Regions from separate parts of the Homo sapiens genome. Here regions 1, 2, 3, 5, 6 and 7 are each linked to region 4. A link is a contact called in ENCODE Hi-C or POLR2A ChIA-PET data. All regions are on one chromosome and are shown on one strand. Each heading gives the region's core, a stretch centred on a gene start or an enhancer-like site at or near the end of the contact. The rest is flanking DNA. Distances are from core to core; before and after follow the strand shown. Region 1 holds the start of FLJ39095 (a long non-coding RNA gene). Region 2 has its middle 8.3 kb from the start of MIR3916. Region 3 holds the start of LGALS8-AS1 (LGALS8 antisense RNA 1). Region 4 holds the start of OPN3 (opsin 3). Region 5 holds the start of PGBD2 (piggyBac transposable element derived 2). Region 6 holds the start of LYST (lysosomal trafficking regulator). Region 7 holds the start of ZNF692-DT (ZNF692 divergent transcript).

What was found. A loop is a pair of places that touch in the nucleus more often than their neighbours do. ChIA-PET counts read pairs that join two places held with the same protein, here RNA polymerase II (POLR2A). Pooled maps may share reads with other maps.
Region 1: a loop to region 4 is called in a map of gastrocnemius medialis, with 8 times the contacts of the local background. The contact joins the promoter of FLJ39095 here to the promoter of OPN3 in region 4. A Hi-C loop is called at or near these places in 1 of 168 maps with a recorded cell type or tissue (gastrocnemius medialis) and 7 of 50 pooled maps. POLR2A ChIA-PET finds 5 or more read pairs at or near these places in 1 of 52 experiments (OCI-LY7).
Region 2: a map with no recorded cell type shows a loop between it and region 4 (14-fold over the local background). The contact joins the enhancer-like site here to the promoter of OPN3 in region 4. A Hi-C loop is called at or near these places in 2 of 37 single-sample maps with no recorded cell type and 10 of 50 pooled maps.
Region 3: a pooled map shows a loop between it and region 4 (5-fold over the local background). The contact joins the promoter of LGALS8-AS1 here to the promoter of OPN3 in region 4. A Hi-C loop is called at or near these places in 5 of 50 pooled maps. POLR2A ChIA-PET finds 5 or more read pairs at or near these places in 2 of 52 experiments (K562 and T-cell).
Region 5: a loop to region 4 is called in a pooled map, with 8 times the contacts of the local background. The contact joins the promoter of PGBD2 here to the promoter of OPN3 in region 4. A Hi-C loop is called at or near these places in 2 of 50 pooled maps.
Region 6: a loop to region 4 is called in a pooled map, with 9 times the contacts of the local background. The contact joins the promoter of LYST here to the promoter of OPN3 in region 4. A Hi-C loop is called at or near these places in 2 of 50 pooled maps. POLR2A ChIA-PET finds 5 or more read pairs at or near these places in 2 of 52 experiments (IMR-90 and WTC11).
Region 7: a pooled map shows a loop between it and region 4 (7-fold over the local background). The contact joins the promoter of ZNF692-DT here to the promoter of OPN3 in region 4. A Hi-C loop is called at or near these places in 2 of 50 pooled maps.

Annotation. Positions count from the first base shown.
Region 1 is chr1:247,103,208-247,105,982 of GRCh38, reverse strand. FLJ39095 (a long non-coding RNA gene) reads right to left here and starts at 1,472. Exons shown (of 3, transcript NR_147502.1): 1 at 343-1,472. ZNF669 (zinc finger protein 669) reads left to right here and starts at 1,627. Exons shown (of 4, transcript NM_001142572.2): 1 at 1,627-1,786. The coding sequence starts at 1,784. RefSeq lists an enhancer at 1,382-1,676.
Region 2 is chr1:247,209,012-247,211,711 of GRCh38, reverse strand. No RefSeq gene overlaps it. Among named protein-coding and RNA genes, the nearest start is that of MIR3916, 8.3 kb to the right of the region's middle. RefSeq lists silencers at 654-913, 1,054-1,263 and an enhancer at 748-1,247. Within about 2 kb of position 1,276, at least 35 of the 41 ENCODE cell types and tissues checked have a DNase peak (open chromatin) inside an H3K27ac peak, as active enhancers do.
Region 3 is chr1:236,523,140-236,526,033 of GRCh38, reverse strand. It overlaps LGALS8-AS1 (LGALS8 antisense RNA 1), which reads left to right and starts at 1,526. Exons shown (of 1, transcript NR_034040.1): 1 at 1,526-2,894. It overlaps LGALS8 (galectin 8), which reads right to left and starts at 2,052. Exons shown (of 10, transcript NM_201544.4): 1 at 1,973-2,052; 2 at 1-66. RefSeq lists a silencer at 1,710-1,759.
Region 4 is chr1:241,639,001-241,641,700 of GRCh38, reverse strand. It overlaps OPN3 (opsin 3), which reads left to right and starts at 1,332. Exons shown (of 4, transcript NM_014322.3): 1 at 1,332-1,819. The coding sequence starts at 1,447. CHML (CHM like Rab escort protein) reads left to right here and starts at 1,332. Exons shown (of 2, transcript NM_001381853.1): 1 at 1,332-1,819. RefSeq lists silencers at 1,003-1,582, 1,913-1,962 and enhancers at 1,065-1,634, 1,635-2,205.
Region 5 is chr1:248,904,818-248,907,612 of GRCh38, reverse strand. It overlaps PGBD2 (piggyBac transposable element derived 2), which reads right to left and starts at 1,378. Exons shown (of 3, transcript NM_170725.3): 1 at 1,271-1,378. RefSeq lists silencers at 933-1,022, 1,433-1,492 and enhancers at 1,113-1,302, 827-1,748.
Region 6 is chr1:235,865,518-235,868,217 of GRCh38, reverse strand. It overlaps LYST (lysosomal trafficking regulator), which reads left to right and starts at 1,312. Exons shown (of 53, transcript NM_000081.4): 1 at 1,312-1,375. RefSeq lists silencers at 845-1,144, 1,195-1,614 and enhancers at 1,735-1,834, 2,205-2,254.
Region 7 is chr1:248,857,914-248,860,613 of GRCh38, reverse strand. It overlaps ZNF692-DT (ZNF692 divergent transcript), which reads right to left and starts at 1,450. Exons shown (of 3, transcript NR_186117.1): 1 at 1,368-1,450. It overlaps ZNF692 (zinc finger protein 692), which reads left to right and starts at 1,529. Exons shown (of 12, transcript NM_017865.4): 1 at 1,529-1,696; 2 at 2,293-2,483. The coding sequence starts at 2,305. RefSeq lists enhancers at 1,045-1,194, 1,995-2,044, 2,645-2,700 and a silencer at 1,335-1,834.

The DNA.
Region 1 (2,775 bases), core at 223-2,722, 5.5 Mb before region 4:
AAAAAAAAAAAAATTAGGCAGGCGTGGTGTCCAGTGCCTGTAATCCCAGCTACTCCATGAGAGATTGGACAAAACCTGGGACCAGAGACTGATTTTCTTCTAAAATGCTTTCTCCAAAATATTTTTAAAAGAAAAGGGGGAAATTGGAAAGGAAAATGTTTTGAGCCCCCCAGATCACTAAGCTAAAGGGGAAAGTCAATCTGGGAACTGCTTAGGGCAAACCTGCCTCCCATTCTATTCAGAGTCATCCCCTGCTCACTGAGATGAATGCATATCTTATTGCCTCCTTTGGAAAGGCTAATCAGAAACTCAAAAGAATGCAACCGTTTGTCTCTCACCTACCTGTGACCTGGAAGCCCCCTCCTGGCTTCGAGTTGACCCGCTTTTGCTTCAGGTTGTCCCGGATCAAACCAGTGTTCATCTTACATATGTTGATTGATGTCTCCTGTTTCCCTAAAATGTATAAAGCTGTCAGATACAGTCAGTTTCTCTTCCAAGGTTTGGCATGTTAACTTTCTTGTTTTTTTGTTTTCGAACTCAACTTTCTTGTTCTCCATGCCTCCTTGCCCTTAGTTACTGTAAACAACCTTCCGTCAGTTCTAATCAATAACTCACATCTGTTCCCTTGGTTACCTGCTCTGCACCCATTTCTCCCTTGGAAACCGCAAGTCCCACCATTGTAACTCACATCCCCCTTCCCCCTTCCTTATTTGGGAAAATATTCACAAATAGCCAACCGGGTCAGTTTAGATCGTGCGGTCTGACCCCAGCCCATGCCAGAGGTAGGGACTGCGTTAGGAATAAAAACCCCTGCTTTCCTCTGTTCAGTGTGCTCTTGCGATCGTGATTGATGCGAGCAGCACGCTTCTGCAGAAGTAAATTGCGTTGCTGAGAAAACTTTCGCTTGAGTGCTGGTTTCACTTTGCGGCACCGAGCATTTCTCTCCAACAAAACCAAGCTGTGCTCTGACCACCTTGGGCACATGTCATCAAGGACATCCTGAGGCTGTGTCATGCATATGCATCCCCAACCTTGGCAAAATAAACGTTCTAAATACTCTTACCCCAAATGCTCAGGGAGACTGATTTGAATAATCATAAAACTCCAAGCCTGCACTCCAGCCTGGGAGACAGAGCAAGATTCTGTTTCAAAAAAATAAAATAAAATAAAAAAACTCCGGTCTCCCGCACAGAGGACACTGCGTGAATTACTCTTTCTCTATTGCTATTCCCCTGTCTTGAGAAATCGGCTCTGTCTAGGTAGCGGGCAAGGTGAACTCCCTGGGCAGTTACAGAACTGTCATTATATTGCTTCCAATTTTATATATATATATATATATAAAAGGCACAAATAGCTATAACTTGTATACAGGTTAAATGTGAATGTCCTTCTTGCATGGTCGGATCCCAGCGCAGGAAGGACGCACCGCCTACAAACCGCTAGGCCAAAAGCGGTCATTCTGACCTCATCCAGCCTCACGTGAGATCGCAATCTCCTGTCACTCAGGGCCTGAGGGGCGGGGCCTGAAGCCCCATCCAATCAGGGGCGCTGGGGTGGGGACCGTTCAATCAGGCGCGCCGCCGGAAAGGAGAGGGCGGCTTCCGGGATCTGCCTGGCGGTTGCTTTGTCTCTCCTTCGCCGGAGCCGGCTCTTCCTGTTAGTCTCCGCTGCTAGTTCTTGGCTCTGGGAGGCCCAGGTGGCTCTGCAGCAGCCTCTGCCACCCTGTGACCTGCGAGTATTGGGACATCCCTAGCTGACGCCAGGACACCCGGGAAGCCGAGGAATGGTGAGTGGACTGCGCCTGGCTTCCCGAAGTGGAGAAGAGGGCTGGTTGAAACCTGCTGTGGCGCGACTCGGGCCTCCACGCCATCGGCTCCGGAACCTGCGGACCGAGTCGCCGTGGCGTAGCCGGGGCTCAGTCCTCTTCTGTTCAGGGCCGGGCCGGGCGGGGCGGGCAGCGGAACCCCTGCATCCTGTCTGTACCTGCGGGCGCCACTTCCGCCGGCCGGAGCCCTGTCGGGAACCCCTCGCCTCCCCTATCCAGGTAGTGTGGTGACCACGGGAGGGTGATGCGGGAGAGCCCCGACTCGGTGTCTCGGTGTGCGGGGTTCCAGCATGGGAGGAGCTGTGGTTCATGGGGCTTCCAGTCCCACCTTTCTTCCCCTAAAATTAAGCCGAGGCTTTGTTAAAACGTTAAACCGTGTGTTTGAGCAAACGGCGATTCATAAACCAGGTACCGCAGTCATGGTTTGTGGTTTGGGGTCCACAGAAGGGGCGTAAATGAGAGGCTTTGATAAGGTTAATGAGGAAGCAAACCATATTCTTTTTTTTTTTTTTTTTTTTTTTTTTTGGAGACGGAATCTCGCCCTGTCGCCAGGCTGGAGTGCAATGATGCAGTCTCACTCATTGCAACCTCTGACTCCCGGGTTCAAGCGATTCTCCTGCCTCAGCCTCCCGAGTAGTTGGGATTACAGGCGCCCGCCACCACGCCCAGCTAATTTTTGTATTTTTGGTAGAGACAGGGTTTCGCCATGTTGGCTAGGTTGGTCTCGAACTCCTGACCTTAAGTGATCCGCCCGTCTCGGCCTCCTAAAGCGCTGAGATTACAGGCGTGAGCCACCGCGCTCGGCCAAAATATTTTTCTGTTTACAAACATTTTACATGAGAGGAAAGCGGAGAATAAACCATCTGACACTCTACTGTAAAAAAATCTTTGTGCCTCTCTTCATCTTTCCTAAGTGTGCATATTACCAAAATGTCTTTAGGTTGATGTCC
Region 2 (2,700 bases), core at 27-2,526, 5.6 Mb before region 4:
TGGTCTACCTGTGGACACTCTCTTTTTGCAGCCCTTGCTCTCTCTAGGGCCCTGTCCCTTCAGCCTTTGGCCTGGGGAGAGACGTTGATAAGGAGGACCGATCTTTCACTGCTGGAAGGAAATGAGGGTTCAGACCGTTCACCTCCCTCAGAGCTGCACGGCAGTGTGACAGCCACTGGCCATGTGTGAGTACTGAGGGCCTGGAATGTGGCTGAACAGAGACGTGCTGGGAAGGTGAAATACAGAGTGAGTTTCACAGATTGACTACCGAAAATTATATAGTTCATTAATATATTGATGAATATTGAGATATTGATCATACATTGAAATGATAATATTTTGAATATATTGGGTTAAATAAATTATTACAATCAGTTTCACCTGTTACTTTTAATGTTTAAAAGGTGGCTACTAGGAAATTTAAAATTCACACGTGGCTTACATTTTATTTCTTAAAGGATTGCCTCCCTTTTTGAAATTTCAGGCTGCCTGATCAAACTACCAGAGGCCAGAAAGGTCATAAAATCTGAAATGTTAAAATCATTGCCATTATATTGTTTTCATTTGTGAATAACATATATATATTATTTATAAATGGATATAACCTTATACAAAAGGTTAAATGAAAATGCCCCCTGGGCTGGGCCAGGCCCAGCGCAAGCAGGAAGCCCTGCATGAAAAGGCTGCAGCCAAGAACCTGTCACTTTGTCGCCCTCAGCCCAGCGTCCGATCACATCCTCCGTCACTCAGGGACTGAGGGGGCGGGGCCTGGAGCCCTATCCAATCAGGGGCGCTGACGTAGGAACCGTCCAATCGGGCGTGCAGCCGGACAGAAGGGCGCGGCTTCCGGGATCTGGCGGGGCCTTCGTCTCTCCTGCCAGCCTCAGCTGGGTCGTCTTCTGTGCTCGGCGTGCTTTGCTCGGGGAAGCTCAGGTGGCCGCCACAGCCTCTTGCCCTCTGACCTGCAGGTATCAGGAGATCCATAGCTAAGCAGCCTGGACACCCGGGAAGCTGGGAAATGGTGAGTATGTGGGCGGGGTCCCGAGGTGGGCAGGGGGCTGATGGAAACGGGCTGGAACTGGCTGTGGCGGCCCCAGGCCTCCCCACAGCTGCCTCCGGAGTCTGCAGACCCGAGACCCCGCTGGACCCGCCCGGCCCTCAGCTTCCCCTGGCCTCAGGATGTGGGCTGGGCCGCCAGCCTCACCCGGCGTCCGGTCCGCTTCTGCGCTCGACTTCCGCCCGGCGCGTCCCCTCGCTGGCAGCTGTGCGGTGGCGACGGCAGGGGCCTGGGGGAGAGCCCCGACCCAGGAGGAGCCACTGCGTGGGAGGAGCTGTGGGCTGTGGGGTCCCAGGCCCTCCTTTCTCCTGGTAAAAATGAAAAGGGAATCAAGGTTTAAACGTTAAAGAGATTATTTGAGCAAAGAGCTGTTCATCAATGCAGAGCGCCCAGTCATGGTTTGTGGGTGCTTGGAGCAAAGGCTTTTGTAAGGGGCATAAGGAAGCGAACCAAATTCAGAACTTGGTTACAGTTACAGTTGTGGAGTCGCCTTATGTGGACTGTCCAGGTGGAAATTTCCTGGTTATTTAATGAGAGGTTAATTGGAGGTTTGTGGTTGGTTCAGGCTGAAAATCGTTTCTTCCTAAGGTAGTAATTTACAAGACATGTATTTCAGTTAGATTTTTTTCCTTAGGAACCGATGGTCCTAGTGCTACTTCAGTCTAATTGATTGCTAGTTAATTATTTTAAACACTCCAGAGGGGGACTGGTTTTCCACTGCGTTTCCAAATGTGTGGCAAGCACGGTCTCACATCCACCATCCTGTCCCCCCAGCCTGTGTGTCCTTTATTGTACATTTCACACACAGTGTTTTCATCATTTTTTCACAGAGCATTGGATGGCACTTTTTTTAGACATCTGTTTTCTGTTTGTAAACATTTTATGTGAGCAGAGAAGAATCACCTGACACACTGCTTTAAAAAAAATCTTTGTGTCTCTTCTTTTATCTTCCCCAGGCACAGACACCTTATCGGAATGTCTTTGGTTTGAGGTTCTGCTTTGGAAATTTTACAAGGTCATGTGTCCTCAGCCACCCTCCAGTCTTTTTCTGTGCCTGGGTTTCATAATTGTCTGGGGGTGACCCATCTCAAGGCATGTTTAGTGAACATTAGCACGTTGTTCCTTTCCTCCCAGAGGACAGCCTCAGTGATGGAGGTGGAGCCTCTTAAGGGAGCAGATGGATGCCCTGGGGCTGAGAGGAAGCTGGTCCTACCCTTCATTTACAAAGCTAACCCCTTAGGACATGCAGATTGTCTTCACCCAACTCCAGCGTCTGTTCCTTGGGGACACATTGCTGGTCAGCCAGTTGGATGCTGATATTGAGAAGAAAAAACAGAAATGATTTCTGACATCTGGATTCTCTCAGACTTGTGAAGGGGGAAAAACTGTTCCAAAGGACAAGGAAGACCCACTGCAGTGAGGGGGCGCGAGAATCTGCAAAGTCAAGCCACTTGGGGCACCCAGTGGGGCACAGTGTGGTGGCTCCTGGGCAAGGCGGGAAGGTGGTCAGTGAGCAGTATGGAAACAGAGGAAGGTCCCAAGTGATAGGACGGCCTGACTTGGCACTTGAGTCAGATTTGTCTGTGTTCCAATCAGCATTGCCACTTCCTGGGTTTTACACCTTGAAACATTTTTTTCACTTA
Region 3 (2,894 bases), core at 277-2,776, 5.1 Mb after region 4:
GTATGACCTAAGATTTTAGGCAAGTTTCATTTAAAGGTTACCTGGATTGAAACTGAGGCACTGGCCCTGTGTAAAGTAAAAATAGAGGAAAAGAAAAGTAAGCATGTAGCATTTTTCTTCATATCCTATTTTAAAATTTAAATTATATATTATGTTACTGATATTTACCAAATAATAGAATATTATTACAATCAACGATCTGCCTCCCATTCTTACCAGTGTGCTCATATACTAAATAATTTTGGATTGTGAGTGTAGGAAATATTGACTTAAAAAATACATCAGTAGAAAATTTCTAACATGGAATTTATTATTAAAAATACTAAAATAGGCCAGGCATGGTGGCTCACACCTGTAATCCCAGCACTTTGGGAGGCCAAGGCGGGTGGATCACCTGAGGTTCAGGAGTTAGAGACCAGCCTGACCAATATGGTGAAATCCCATCCCTACTAAAAATACAAAAATTAGCCAGACGTAGTGGCATGCACCTGTAGTCCCAGCTACTCAGGAGGCTGAGACAGGAGAATTGCTTGAACCTGGGAGACGGAGGTTGAAGTGAGCCGAGATTGTGCCACTGCACTCCAGCCTGGGCAACAGAACGAGACTCCATCTCAAAAAAAAAAAAAAATTTAATTAATTAATGGTAAATACTAATCAAACAGTCCCGTACAATTACCAGAGGTATTCATTTAGATTTTCATTTCCATAAAATGAGAATTACAGTATTCACATCATTGGTTTGTTCTGAGGATTGAGTTAATAAAACAGCGAAAGAGTAAGCGCTATGTTAGCTATTATTATTGTGAATAGAAAGAATTGCTCTTCCTCCTCCAATTTAAACAAATCAAAGTAGGGAAAAATCCAATACTTTTAATACTATTAAGATACGGTTTTCTCTGTTGCTTAAAAAAATAATAATCACAGGGCAGGGGAGTGTTGGAAAGCATCAGCCACATTTTTTAAGATAAAAGCACTCATGGACACTACACTACATTTAATAGCTCCAGGAAAAACTCGACTTTAAGCAGAACTAAAGGGGAAATGAAACCAGAGCTTCCTGTATTTTACTTCCAGCAATTCTGTCATTATACTGCACACCAACAATACACACCGATCAAATCTATCACTTTTTCTTTATTAAGAAAAAAAACTGTATCCCTCTTGGTTTACCACCTAAATATAGCCCCATGTCATTAACTTAATTCGTTAGTCAAAACCTCAAAACTCTGGCTCCGTGACTCAATTCAGGAAGTAAGAACAAGAGCAAAAAGAATGGATGCCGAGTTGCCATACACATGTATAATAACAAGCCAGTGACCCAATTTAAGCCATCTGCTTGCATTAAATCACGCAACCCCCGAAGTATCCCCAGGGACAGGTCCCGCCAGCATGAACACTTCGTATGCATCACAAGCAGCCATCACTTAAGTTTCACGTACGGTCAAAGGAAGTCACATGACTTGCGCTTTGCAATGTTTAACACTGCAGTCAAATGACTCGGCATCCTAAAGAGCGTGTTAGAGGCAGGGAACGCAATGGAGGTCACTCCACTGTCACTACAAATTCCGGGAAGGAAACTTCCCCAGATTCCTCCACTTGGAGGTGGCGCTCGGCCTCAGGCTAGGAGGGAACAGGTGAGAAAGCAGCCCAGGTGGGGTGGGTTTGCAGCGAGGAGACACCCCAGGGCAAACAGCCTGACCCCAGCCAGGGATGTCCAAGAAAGGCCGCGACTCCTGATAATCCCTTATGCCCCGGAGCGCCTCGCCTGCAGAGGCAGCGTCCCCGCCACCCAGCCCCGGCTCTGCCGCGGTGAGGACCGGCGGGTCGGGGTGGACTGGACACTGTCCCACCCATCAAATGGTGATTTAGGAGCCGTGACATCCGAATGCCATCCTCCACTGGCGAGACCCTCAGAGCAGCCACGCCTCTAGCGACTGCCCCGCCACCCGAGGCCGGGGGTCGCGCGACTCACCCAAAGACTGGTGTTTCAGGCGCTCCACGGAGCAGGTTGTTTGTCAGCAGCTAAGTGCCGTCAGGGTTCCCGGCTCTGGCGTCCGTGGGCGGCTACGGGAAGCGACAGGAGTCAGTCCTCGTTCACTTCCCGGCTCGCGCGCCTCACTGCTGTGGTCTCCCCACCCTCCCCGCGCCCCGCCTTCTGTGTCTGGGGCGTCCCTGGCGGCTCTGCTGGGTTTTGGACAGGGACCCGCCGCTGATCGCCACCCAGCTCGGCCTCCTGCACAGCCTCTGGAGCCTTGGACCGCGACTGGCTTGCTGTGGGACGAGCACAGAGGGATAAGGACAAAGAATGTGTCCTGGGTGGATCTGGCTGCCTTTGCCCGGAAGGCGGAGTGGGGTGGGAGGTGGTAGGAAAATGGGAAGGAAAGAAAAGAAAGGTGGGCCGACGTCCACCTGGCTGTTCCAGGCCTCCAGGTCTAGGAGGGAGGGCGCTCGGGGCTGGGACTTTTCAGGACCAGGGTGGTCACCGCACAGGCCCCGCCTGCCTGGACCAAGCGCTGGCCTTCCCGGGGCGCCCAGGTCCACGGGGTCAACGCCAGGGTTTTCTCAGCTTCCTCGTCTGCCTCGGATCCAAGTCCAGACAGTGCCAGAAGAGACTTGGAGGCGCTGCTTTTTGACAGTACACACCTCTGTATGCAGGTGAAACGGTGGGGGAAGGGTTCAGTACGCTGGACTGTGCCCAGCCCAAGCTCCCCATCCGTTAGTGATAACTTGGACTCGCAGCCACTCCGCGTCACTCGCCAGTTATCCTGCGTGTGGGTGTTTTCTCCAAATTGGACACTTAGGGAACAGTTTAAGCAGTATGGAGCACAATTCTGTGCCTATTAGATGCTCTTAAATACCCGACTTCTCAGGGCCCTACACTGACTGATAGTTTG
Region 4 (2,700 bases), core at 83-2,582:
TAACAATTAAAAGTGTGTGTGTGTTTTTTAAGGGGTGGGTGGGTAGGAAGTCTCACAGATGGCGAGTCCAGAGCAGAAGCCTTGAAGGAAAATCAAGGTGTCAAAGGCAGAGCACACTGCCCCTTAGCTATTGCTCAGTGCACCAGGGTGGAGAGCTGCTGCCAGCCTATTAGATCCTCTCTCCAGGGAATTCAGAATGTGGATTGATCCAAGCTAGTCATTCCCTACTGATCTTTCAAACAGAGGTGAGGCACGCCCGTATGGAGAGCAGTTTCTTTAGCTTGCACAAACCCTGTGTTCGTCACCAGTGTCCAGGACAGGCTGCAGGTGTGGCTGGGGACTGTGATCTTCTTGTAGGGCCTCCTTAGGGATTGTGCAACCACAAAGGCAGAAGCAGCTCTTGCAGAGTGTGATGACGTTCACAACCTATATTTGACTTGTACTATATTCTCATCACTACAGGAGAAGAGGCCCAATGGGAAATGTGTGCTGTTCTAAATATAGCACCTGCCTCCTATACCTGCTAGATTTAGGTTGAATCTTTCACTGCCTGTGAAGGACTTTAGCAGGCCTCAGTGACCGGAAAGATCTACCCACGCTTTCAAGCACAGGAAGGACGGTATTGGAAGGCCTTGGGGTCCAGCCCAGGGCTTAAAGTCAGTTCCATTGGAATGCCATTTTCAGAGAGTTTTCATCCCAGACTCTCCAAGGGTGGCAGGCTCTTGTATCAGCCCTGGGACATGTGTCCTCTAGCAGTCAGGTAGTTAGGCAGGCACCTGTCTATCAATTTGTTGTTTTTCTTCTCAGTTTTCCGGTAAGACTACCCCGAGCTCTTCAATGTTTTCTTTGCTTTTGTTTACATTGAGTGTATGACGCGGGATGGGCTTCGTAGGCTGGTTGTGGGTTATTACAGCTTCCCAGGAAGGGGAGAAACCCAATTCTTGCCAGCACGTGGTGGGCGCAGGCGCTCATAAATACTTAGGAATAAATGAATGTATAAGTGAGTGCATGAATGGGTGAGTGGACACGAAGCTTTCAAGGTGGGTGCAGGGAGGTGGGGGTGTGAAGAGCCATCGAGGCTACCCTGCGGCCCTGGCCCCCAGGCTATCCCGCGACGCGCGTCCACGCCGACCAGCGGAAGGTGCCCAGCCAGTGGGGGCGGGGCGAGCTAGCCGCGAGGACGCGCCCGCGGGGGGGCGGGGCTAAGAGGACGCGCCGGGAGCAGCGGAGCGACGAGGACAGGCCGCGGGGAGGGGCGGGGCCACGGGGGGTGCGCCGGGCGGAAGGGGCGGGAAGAGGGCGGGCCCGGCGCGCGGTAGCGCGGGCCCCTCAGTGCACAATGGCTAGAGCAGGCGGCGGAGCCCCAACCCCACCCAGTGCGGAGCGCGCCGCGAGCCCCGCCGCAAGCTGAGCGCCTCCGCCCGCCAGGCGCGCCGGCGCCGGGCCATGTACTCGGGGAACCGCAGCGGCGGCCACGGCTACTGGGACGGCGGCGGGGCCGCGGGCGCTGAGGGGCCGGCGCCGGCGGGGACACTGAGCCCCGCGCCCCTCTTCAGCCCCGGCACCTACGAGCGCCTGGCGCTGCTGCTGGGCTCCATTGGGCTGCTGGGCGTCGGCAACAACCTGCTGGTGCTCGTCCTCTACTACAAGTTCCAGCGGCTCCGCACTCCCACTCACCTCCTCCTGGTCAACATCAGCCTCAGCGACCTGCTGGTGTCCCTCTTCGGGGTCACCTTTACCTTCGTGTCCTGCCTGAGGAACGGCTGGGTGTGGGACACCGTGGGCTGCGTGTGGGACGGGTTTAGCGGCAGCCTCTTCGGTGAGTTGGACTGGGAGAAGGCAGCCTCCCCTCTGCAAACTTCCACTCCCCACCCCGCTGCCCGCTCCGTGCGTCCGCCCCCCAGCCCGCCCCGCACCGCTTCCCGCTCGGCCCCGCGCCCCCCGCCCTACACCGCCCCGCTCCCCGCTCGCCTCCTCAACGCTGCCCGACCCCAGCCGCATGGCGGGTGCCTTCCTCTTCCTCCGTCCCCTCCCGCCCCACGCTGTCCAGGACTCCATTCCTGTGGTCTCTCATCTGCCCCCCACGTTGACCCCAAACCCCGGCCCGCCTCCTTTCTTATTTGTTTTTACCTCCTAAGATCACTCAACAAGGCACGAAACCACGGCTTTTTACACTTTGAGGAAAGAGACGAGGGCCTGTAGAGTCAAGAGATTCAAGAAAAAAAGTGATTAACTCGTGAAAGTTGGAGGGAGTGATGAGATTAGATTCATGTACTACTATTTGTTTCCTAAAATGAGAGTAGAAAACCAAAATAACAATGTGTAAAAAAAAATTCTCATTAGTACTTGTAAACCTTTGAATGCTTTCTAGGGAATGAGACAGTTTCATTCAGGTCCTCAGAATGCAAATTGGCATGTGCCCTGTAAGCTGTTTTTACTATTTTCCGTCTTATAGATGGGTTCCAGCACACCAGAATCTTGGGTGAGATTACAAATGGCTCAGCCAATACCATCTCAGGTGAACAAATACTGTAATTAGCTCTGCAATCGGTAGATTTCATTAAAGTAGAACTTCATTGTTGAAGATGTATTTCGACAGTACTCTTATTATGGAAGATTTAAGTTTCACTGAGACATGATGTTTTGAAGGATGATCAACAACTCAGCAAATCATTGAAGGAAGCGTAGAAAGGAAATTAT
Region 5 (2,795 bases), core at 129-2,628, 7.3 Mb before region 4:
CAATGCACCATGAAAAGCCACAGGGACCTCTGCCCTGGAAAGCCGGGTATTGTCCAAGGTTTCTCCCCATGTGATAGTCTGAAATACAGCCTCGTGGGAAGAGAAAGACCTTACCGTCCCCCAGCCCGACACCCGTCTGTGCTGAGGTGGATTAGTAAAAGAGGAAAGCCTCTTGCAGTTGAGATAGATGAAGGCCACTGTGTCCTGCCTGCCCCTGGGAACTGAATGTCTCCGTACAAAACCTGATTGTACATTTGTTCAATTCTGAGATAGGAGAAAAACTGCCCTATGGCAGGAGGCAAGACATGTTGGCAGCAATGCTGCCCTGTTATTCTTTATTCCACTGAAATGTTTGGGCAGAGAGAAACATAAATGTGGCCTACGTGCACATCCAGGCATAGTACCTCCACTTGAACTTATGACATAAATTCTTTTGCTCACATGTTTCTTTGCTGACCTCCTTATCACCCTGCTCTCCTACCGCATTCCTCTTGCTGAGATAATGAAAACAATAATCAATAAAAACTGAGGGAACTCAGAGACCGGTGCTGGTGCAAGTCCTTGGTATGCTGAGTGCCGGTCCCCTGGGCCCACTGTGGTTTCTCTATACTTTGTCTCTGTGTCTTATTTCTTTTCTCAGTCTCTCCTCCCACCTGACAAGATATCCCACAGGTGTGGAAGGGCAGGCCACCCCTTCACCCAACAGCTCAGAATGGCTTTTGTGGGATACGGAAGAACCCTCCCTTCTCTTCACCTCACTAGCAAAAGAGAAAGAAGGGCAAACAAAGACCCTCAGAAACCTCAGCAGCTTCCCAGGCAGACGCAGTTAAAAACGACCCGCCCCCAGCGCGCCCCGGCACAGAGCCACCCCGCCCCAGGATGTGACGTGGCATTCGCAGTCCCGCCGCCAGCCTCAGGCCGCCCGCCTCCTTCGTCCCGCCCACCCCGCCCGAGCCTGCCCTGGTCCCTCCCACCCCGCCCTGAATCCATCCCTCTTTAGCCCGACCCCGCCCTGGTCCCCACCCACCCCGCTCCGCCTCCCGCTCAGCCGGCCCGGCCTCCGGCCTCGCACCCCAACCCGCAGAAGGAGCGCCCCCTTGCGGCCCTCGGAATCCCATTGTTCCTGTCCTGGTCCCGCCAGCCCACCGTCGGCGCGCAGTGGTGAGGACGAACTCCTCGGATGCCGCCGTTGAGAAAACGCAACATCAACGCCAACCACTCCTGTACTCAAGCGAAGCCCTGCCTGCAGCGCGAGCACACTGAGGCCTACCTGCCCTACCCCAGACGGAGACTCGCGAGCCCGAACCGGACCATGAGCCGCGCCGAATCGGAGCGCTGCGCCTGCGTTGGCGTCGGGCGTCGCGGCCGCGCAACGTCCGGCACCAGAGGGCTCGCTGCACCTCGGCCGGCCTTCCATGCCACGCCCCCGGGCCAGGCCACGCCCCGGCCCGAGCGACCATCGAGACTCCAGGACCTCCGCGGCGCCTAGAGGGATCCCGAAAACGCCTGCGAGGCCAGAACGGCCGAAATAACCCACCCCAGCGGGCCAGCTCTTCCCGCCACTCTCCCTTACCCTCCCACCCCTGTCCTACTTTGGAAACCTTCCTCGCTCCTTCCTAATCAGGAGAGCATGGGGACTTTCTAGGGTAGTGGTTCTCAAATGTGCCCCCAATCTAACAGCAGCTTCACCTGGGAAATCGATGGAAATGCAAATCTTGGGACCCCACTACAGGCCTTCTGAGTAAGAAACTCTGAGGGTGTGCCCAATAATCGGCCTTACCAACCCTGAAGGTAATTGTGGTACAAACTAGGGCTTGAGAACCACTGCTGTATGGCAGGGTTTCTCAACCTCCACTCTTGACATTTTGGGCCTGGATAATTCTTTGTTGAGAGGGAAGGAGGCTGTCCTGTGCATTATAGGAGGCAGGGTCACGGATAAAATACAGTTAAATTTGAGTTTCAGGTAACAGTGTTGTTCATCTAAGATTCACATTTAACTGGAAGTCCCTGTATTTCATCTGGCTACCTTGCCTACCTATATTTTTACTTGGTAAAAATAGAACCTTAATTGTAGGATATTGAGCATCCCTAGCAACTAAATGCCAGTAGCACACCACACTCTCTCCACTCTAGTTATGACAAATAAAAGTATCTCCCCCTACTTCTTGAGAATCACGGCTCTATAAGGACTTTGTCCAGCTGAAACCCAGTAGCCCATTAGGTATATAGGACAGTGTACTCCGCAGAAAACTGCCTTGCCCTGAAAGGCTTTGAACACAGAAATCCCTGGGACCAAACCGTGTTAACATTCAAAAAGAGGGCCACTTAGTGAAGAGTTTGTATTTGCTTCTCCACACTGACACTTCACAAAGGTTTTTTGGTCACTGTAAAGTGTGTTCCAAAACCCCTGGATCAGAAGAAAAAAATCATGCTCATTTGTGAGATTCTGAAGTGAAGGGCACGTATTAGTTTGTCATTCATTCCACATATGAGCAAATTGAGAAAACAGGCAATAAGCCATGGGAAAATGGGAGTGCTACTCTAGGTAAGGTAGGGTGGTGTTTCTAACTTGCTTTGTTCCCCAGATCCTGTGTCTCATTCATTCATTCAAGTGTTAAATGAGTGTCTTCTCTGTGACAATCACTCCTCTGAGCAGTGATGTTAGAACAGTGAAAAAGAAAAGGCACAAGAGAAAAACCCTCTTGTCATTTCAGTGGGAGAACCAGACAGTAAACAAAATATATGGCATGTCAAAGTGGAAAGTGCTAGGAAGAAAATAAAGGAAGCAAAGGGGA
Region 6 (2,700 bases), core at 63-2,562, 5.8 Mb after region 4:
CCTGGGCGACAGAGCGAGAATCTGTCTCAAAAAAAAAAAGATAAAAAATAAAAATAAAAGACTACCTGCCAGAGGAAGTGGGCAATCTTCGCCTAAAGATATGAACTGCTAATGGTTAAACATCAGACGTCAGAGAAGACATATTTTAAAGTGGGGAATTTTCCCCAAGAGCACCCTCTAAACCACATCAGTGGGCAACTTAACGCACTTTGCTTGTCATTGGGTTAGATGGGAGTTTGAGGAATTGGGAGTAACATTTGGTATATAGGCTTGGGACATAATATCCTGAATTATTTCTATTTCATAATTCCTGTGCAAAAAATTATGGGAGTTGTTGATTCTACAGCAATTCCTGTCAATTTGTAGATTATCTGCTTATTAATAGTTTGTATTGTTTGGCAGAACTTGAAAACTACCGAACGATTACAGTTCAGGCTTTTTCCCAGTACCTCTGGCGTTGCTGTCTCAGTGACTAGGAGGTGAGGAGGGTGGCCCTTGAAATGCCAAACTGCCTACCGCAGCAGTCTGCCAGCAGCGTGCTGGGCCCAGAGCCGGGGATGCAGCCAAAACATCCTGGATTTTACCTACAGCTCCCACCCTCTGGAGGGACTGGTCTATTAGGGCATATGACACTGACAGTGCGCACTGTATACAAACCGTGTTTGAACAGGAGTCGGTTGGAAAATACACCACTGCACTGAATTACTTCTGCAGTGGCTTTGCAAAGCTCTTTTTGTTTCTTGAAAGAAGCCGACGGTAACCATTACAATATGGCTTTTTCCAGGTCCCAGAGGAAGGCTAGGGGTGCCTTGTGGGTAACCCTTTCTCCCTCTCCTGACTCCTTCCCGTTATTTCTTCTATCTTCATCCTCTAGACCTACACAATGGGACAGGTTGACAGTCTGTGTTGAATGGAAGAGGCGGACGATGCGCTTGTGTTTGGTGCTTCTCAAACGGTGCTCGCACTCCCCAGGGTCTGACGCAGCCCACTACGCAGAGCCCTGGGAGGAGGTGCGGACCCAGGGTACGACCCCCGACCGCTGAGAAACCCAGACCGGGCCCCGGCTGCAGCCCCGCGGGTCGGCCCGCCCCCCTGCCTTCCCTATTGGCTCGGCAGTTCCACGCGTCACGCCTGCGACGCCGGCGCTGCCCTCCCAGAGGAGGCGGGGCTTACACGCGCGAGGCGGAGCCAAGGGCGCACGCGCAGACGAGCGGGTCTGGGTCCGGACGAGGGGAGGGAGGGGGTGGTGTTCTCGGTTTCCTGGGTTACCTGGGCGGGCGGGGGTGGGGAGTGCGCGGCGGCGGCGGCAGCGGCGTCGGCTCGGGGTTCTCCGGGAGAGGGGGAGTGCGCGGCGGCCGCAGCTGCCACAAACCAGGTAAAGGCGGCCGCCGGGCGCCGACGCTGCCGGCAGAAGGTTCCGGGTCCCGGCCCCTCTGCGTGGCCTGGAGGGGAGGCGGTTTGGGGCTGGTGGCTGTCAGCCTGGGTTGAGGGCCGGGACCGCCGGGCTGAGGGCGCGAGGGCGCGAGGGCACTCGGCCTGACGCGCCAGCTCGGGGCGTCCTCTCTGGCTTCTGGGCTCTGGGACTTCTCGCGGCGCCGGGCCGCCTTTGACAGCCGCCGGGCCGCGGGCGGGAGCTCGGCTGGGCCCCTCTGGGCCATTGCAGCGGCCACTGGGCACTAACTTTATTTCGCAGCGCGCGGGGGGCGAGGTCGAGCAGGCTGACGGCGGTGTGTTGCTACCTTTATTTTATTTTTTGATCCTGTGCCGCTGCACTACTCAGCCCAGCTGGGCCCAAGCTGTCAGGTTGACGATGGGAGTTGACGGTTTCCGCGCCACCACCCAGCCGGTCACTCCCCGCGCTGTTGCCCTGCGGCGCTCGCCCACCTGTCACCTACACCGTGCGCCTCGGTCCGCTCTTTCCTCCTGTCCGTGACACCCTTTGACTGGGCGAGAGCCTCTCTTTCCAGGGGATCCCCTGAGACATCTGCCGTCTGTCTCCGGTATCACTGGAGCCTGACTGAGATGCCCCTTCGCTTCTGATGAGTTAAATAAGCTGGGAAATTACCCGAGAAGACCCCGGTACCACAGTGTAAAGCCCAACGAAGGGGTTGTTTAATGGTCCAGGGGATACAGAGGCTTTAAGAAACGTTTCCTTAACGCTAATTCTTATCTGGTTAAACAAAACATAGCAAAACATCCCCGATCCGCTCGGCAGACCATACACACCCAGCGACGGCACTTGATAGTTAATGGGGTTTGTTTTAAGCAGATAGAAAATTTTAAGGGAGTCGAATCTTGTGTTGAATGCGTTCGTGTTGAATTTGGGCCAGTGTTTCCTTGAAGATCAAATGCAGGTTGCATTTTCCTATTGTTTGTTTAACAGATTGATAGGACAAACTGAATTAGACTTTTCTTCCTGATGATTCTTGGCTCTTCTGCGCTATTATTTTAAAATTCCACGCCTAGATTCATCTATGCTAATAAAGATGTTGACTTTAAGCTTTCAATTTATAGATGTAGTTGATTAATATGGGGTATCTGTTTTAAAGAGCTTTGTTAAGTGGCCAACAACTCTTTTTCTGATAGCTCTTTGCTGTCATCCATATTGTTACTACAAAGATTGGAGAATTTGAAGAAGAGAGGGCATAAGGAAAAATGAATTGCTGTAATTTGCATAAAAATACTTCACAAACTATATAA
Region 7 (2,700 bases), core at 201-2,700, 7.2 Mb before region 4:
AGATTTGACACAGAAGGAGGCAATGTGACCTCAGAGACAGAGATTGGAGTGACGTGGCCACAAGTCAGAGAATGCTGGCCACCATTAGAAGCTAGAAGAAGCAAGGAAAGGATTCTCCCCTAGAGCCCTTACAATGGCCTGTGGCCCTGCTGATGCCTTGGCCTCCAGAACTGTGAGAAAATAAATTTGAGTAAAGGGAGCAAGTTTGTGGCTGAAAACAACACACAACACAATTTGTTACAACAATTACAGAAAATTAATACCAGTGGCTTGGAGTAGGGTTTTAGCAGTTGAGAGGGTCAGAAGTGATTGGATTTAAGATAAATTTTTGGAGACAGGACCAACAAGATTTGCTGATGTATATGGTTTAGGTATCATAAAAGGCAAAGAATCAAGGCTGATTCCCTTTTTTCTGAACAAGTGGGTGGATGATGACATAGTTTACTGGCATGGGGGAGGGTACAGGCGTTATTGTTATATGTTTGCCATATTTATGTTGGAGAAAATATCAGCTATCATGTGTCAGCGCTCTCTACATGCCAGGCACTGTCCTACATTCTTTACACGTGTTAGCTCAGTTAACACATGTAAGTCAAGCGGGCAGTAAGATATATGACTGGAGTTGAAAGAGGGCTAGGCTAGGAGCCATCAGTGTATTTAAAGCCATGGAACTAATTAGATCACCCAGGAGAACATATGCAGACGAGAGAAGATCTGGTTCAAGGCCTGAGCCAGGGCACACTTCATCTTTTGGCAGAACAGAGGGAATGGATCCAAAAAAAGGATAGAAGGAGCCAGTGAGGAGGGTGGAAAACCTGGAGCATATGAAGTCACAGAAGTAAAACTGGGGCCCAAAATGTAGAGGGAGCCATAAAGATGAGGAGGACGAGAGCTACATAGTCGCGCTCTTTCTAGGGCAGAGAGGCGGACGGAACTGACAGCTGCTATGTAGCAATATGACCGTCTCAAGTGACCTTGTGAAGCGCCACTGCAGTGGCTGGGTGGGGAGGAAAGCTCCATCAGAGCCATTTGAAGAGAAGAGGATGGGAAGTGAGCGTACACAGAGAATGCAGGCAACTTTTAGGAGGAATTCTGATGGTAATAGAAGTGGGCTGTAGCTGGTGGGACTCTGCGGTCCACAGAGGGCTCTAGCTGGACCCTCTGTGGGTCTTTCAAAGTGACTGATTCTGCATCATGTTTGCGGGTGGCAACTGTGAGGGGGAAATCGAAGGTGAATACAAAACGGGAACAAGTGAAGAGGCAACGTCCCCATACAGGCCGGGTGGGCTGGGGTTGGAGCACAGGAGGCCTGACCCTGTCTCTTCCACTTTCCCTCAAACCTTTGGTCACCAAGCGCAGACGCTCACCACAGAAGCCACCCAACCACAACTGCCGCGGGGCTCCGCGACACGCGCGGGCGACTTGAGTCGGGCAACCACGATTCCCGGCGGGCGTTGCGCGGGGCACCCAGTGCGCAGGCGCACGGCGTCGGCCTCCGACTCGCCCCTCCCTCTGGGGCGCGGGCCTCAGTTCCGGGCTACAGCAGCCGACGCCGAGAGGCACCGTTTCTTCTTAAAAGAGAAACGCTGCGCGCGCGAGGTGGGCCCCTGTCTTCCAGCAGCTCCGGGCCTGCTCGCTAGGCCCGGGAGGCGCAGGCGCAGGCGCAGTGGGGGTGAGGGCGCGTGGGGGCGCACAGGTAAGGCCGGGGTGGGGGTGGGTCGCGACGGGGGCTCTGGGCAGCCTGGGAACTGCCATTGGGATTAGTCCGCTCCACTCACTGTCAGCATTAAGTGGGGGTGCCCAAGACGGGGTGGATGGGGGGCGCCCTCCAGACCTCTGACCACGGCCTCACCGCCACTCGACCCAACTATGAAGAGCGCCCCCAGCTGCACGCCAGGACACGACCTTTCCTTCCCCTAGAAACCAGTAAAGGCCGCTGCCCTATTCAAGATGAAATGTGTGGACCGCCCCCAGCCCAGTTGAAATTTCCCGTGAAAGTCTCTCGCCCCTTCCCCACAGCTCCACTTCAGTGGACTGGAGGGCGCAGGCCTTTGTTCTGACTGCTTCTGTCTGCCTGCCTCCCACCCGACGACACTCACATGGTAGCGCTGAGCTTCAACACCCTGTATCATAGAAGGACGGGGTTTGGCTCCACACCTGCCACTGCTATTGAAATAGTTTAGTCTTGCCCCAGTTCACTGATGAGGAAACTGAGGCCCTAACGGCAGGTGGAGCCGGGTCCCCGACCCCCGAGATCGGCAGGGCGCTGAAGACGTCCCTTCCACCCTCCAGCCTCTGGTGCACATGGCTTCCTCCCCGGCGGTGGACGTGTCCTGCAGGCGGCGGGAGAAGCGGCGGCAGCTGGACGCGCGCCGCAGCAAGTGCCGCATCCGCCTGGGCGGCCACATGGAGCAGTGGTGCCTCCTCAAGGAGCGGCTGGGCTTCTCCCTGCACTCGCAGCTCGCCAAGTTCCTGTTGGACCGGTTAGGGGCCGGGAGAAGGGCTTGGGGGAGGGTACCCAGGCAGCAGCCCCTAGCCTCCTCTCCAGGGCCTGTCCTGCTGCTCTTTTCCACCCTCAGGTTTCTCACTTTACCAGGACGGCCTGTGTGACTTGTGGCCTCCGAGGGTCCTGCTCCCCTCCTCATGGTCTCAGCGAATAGCGGCCCTTAGGGCTGGCCCCTTACATGTGTGAGTGCCCAG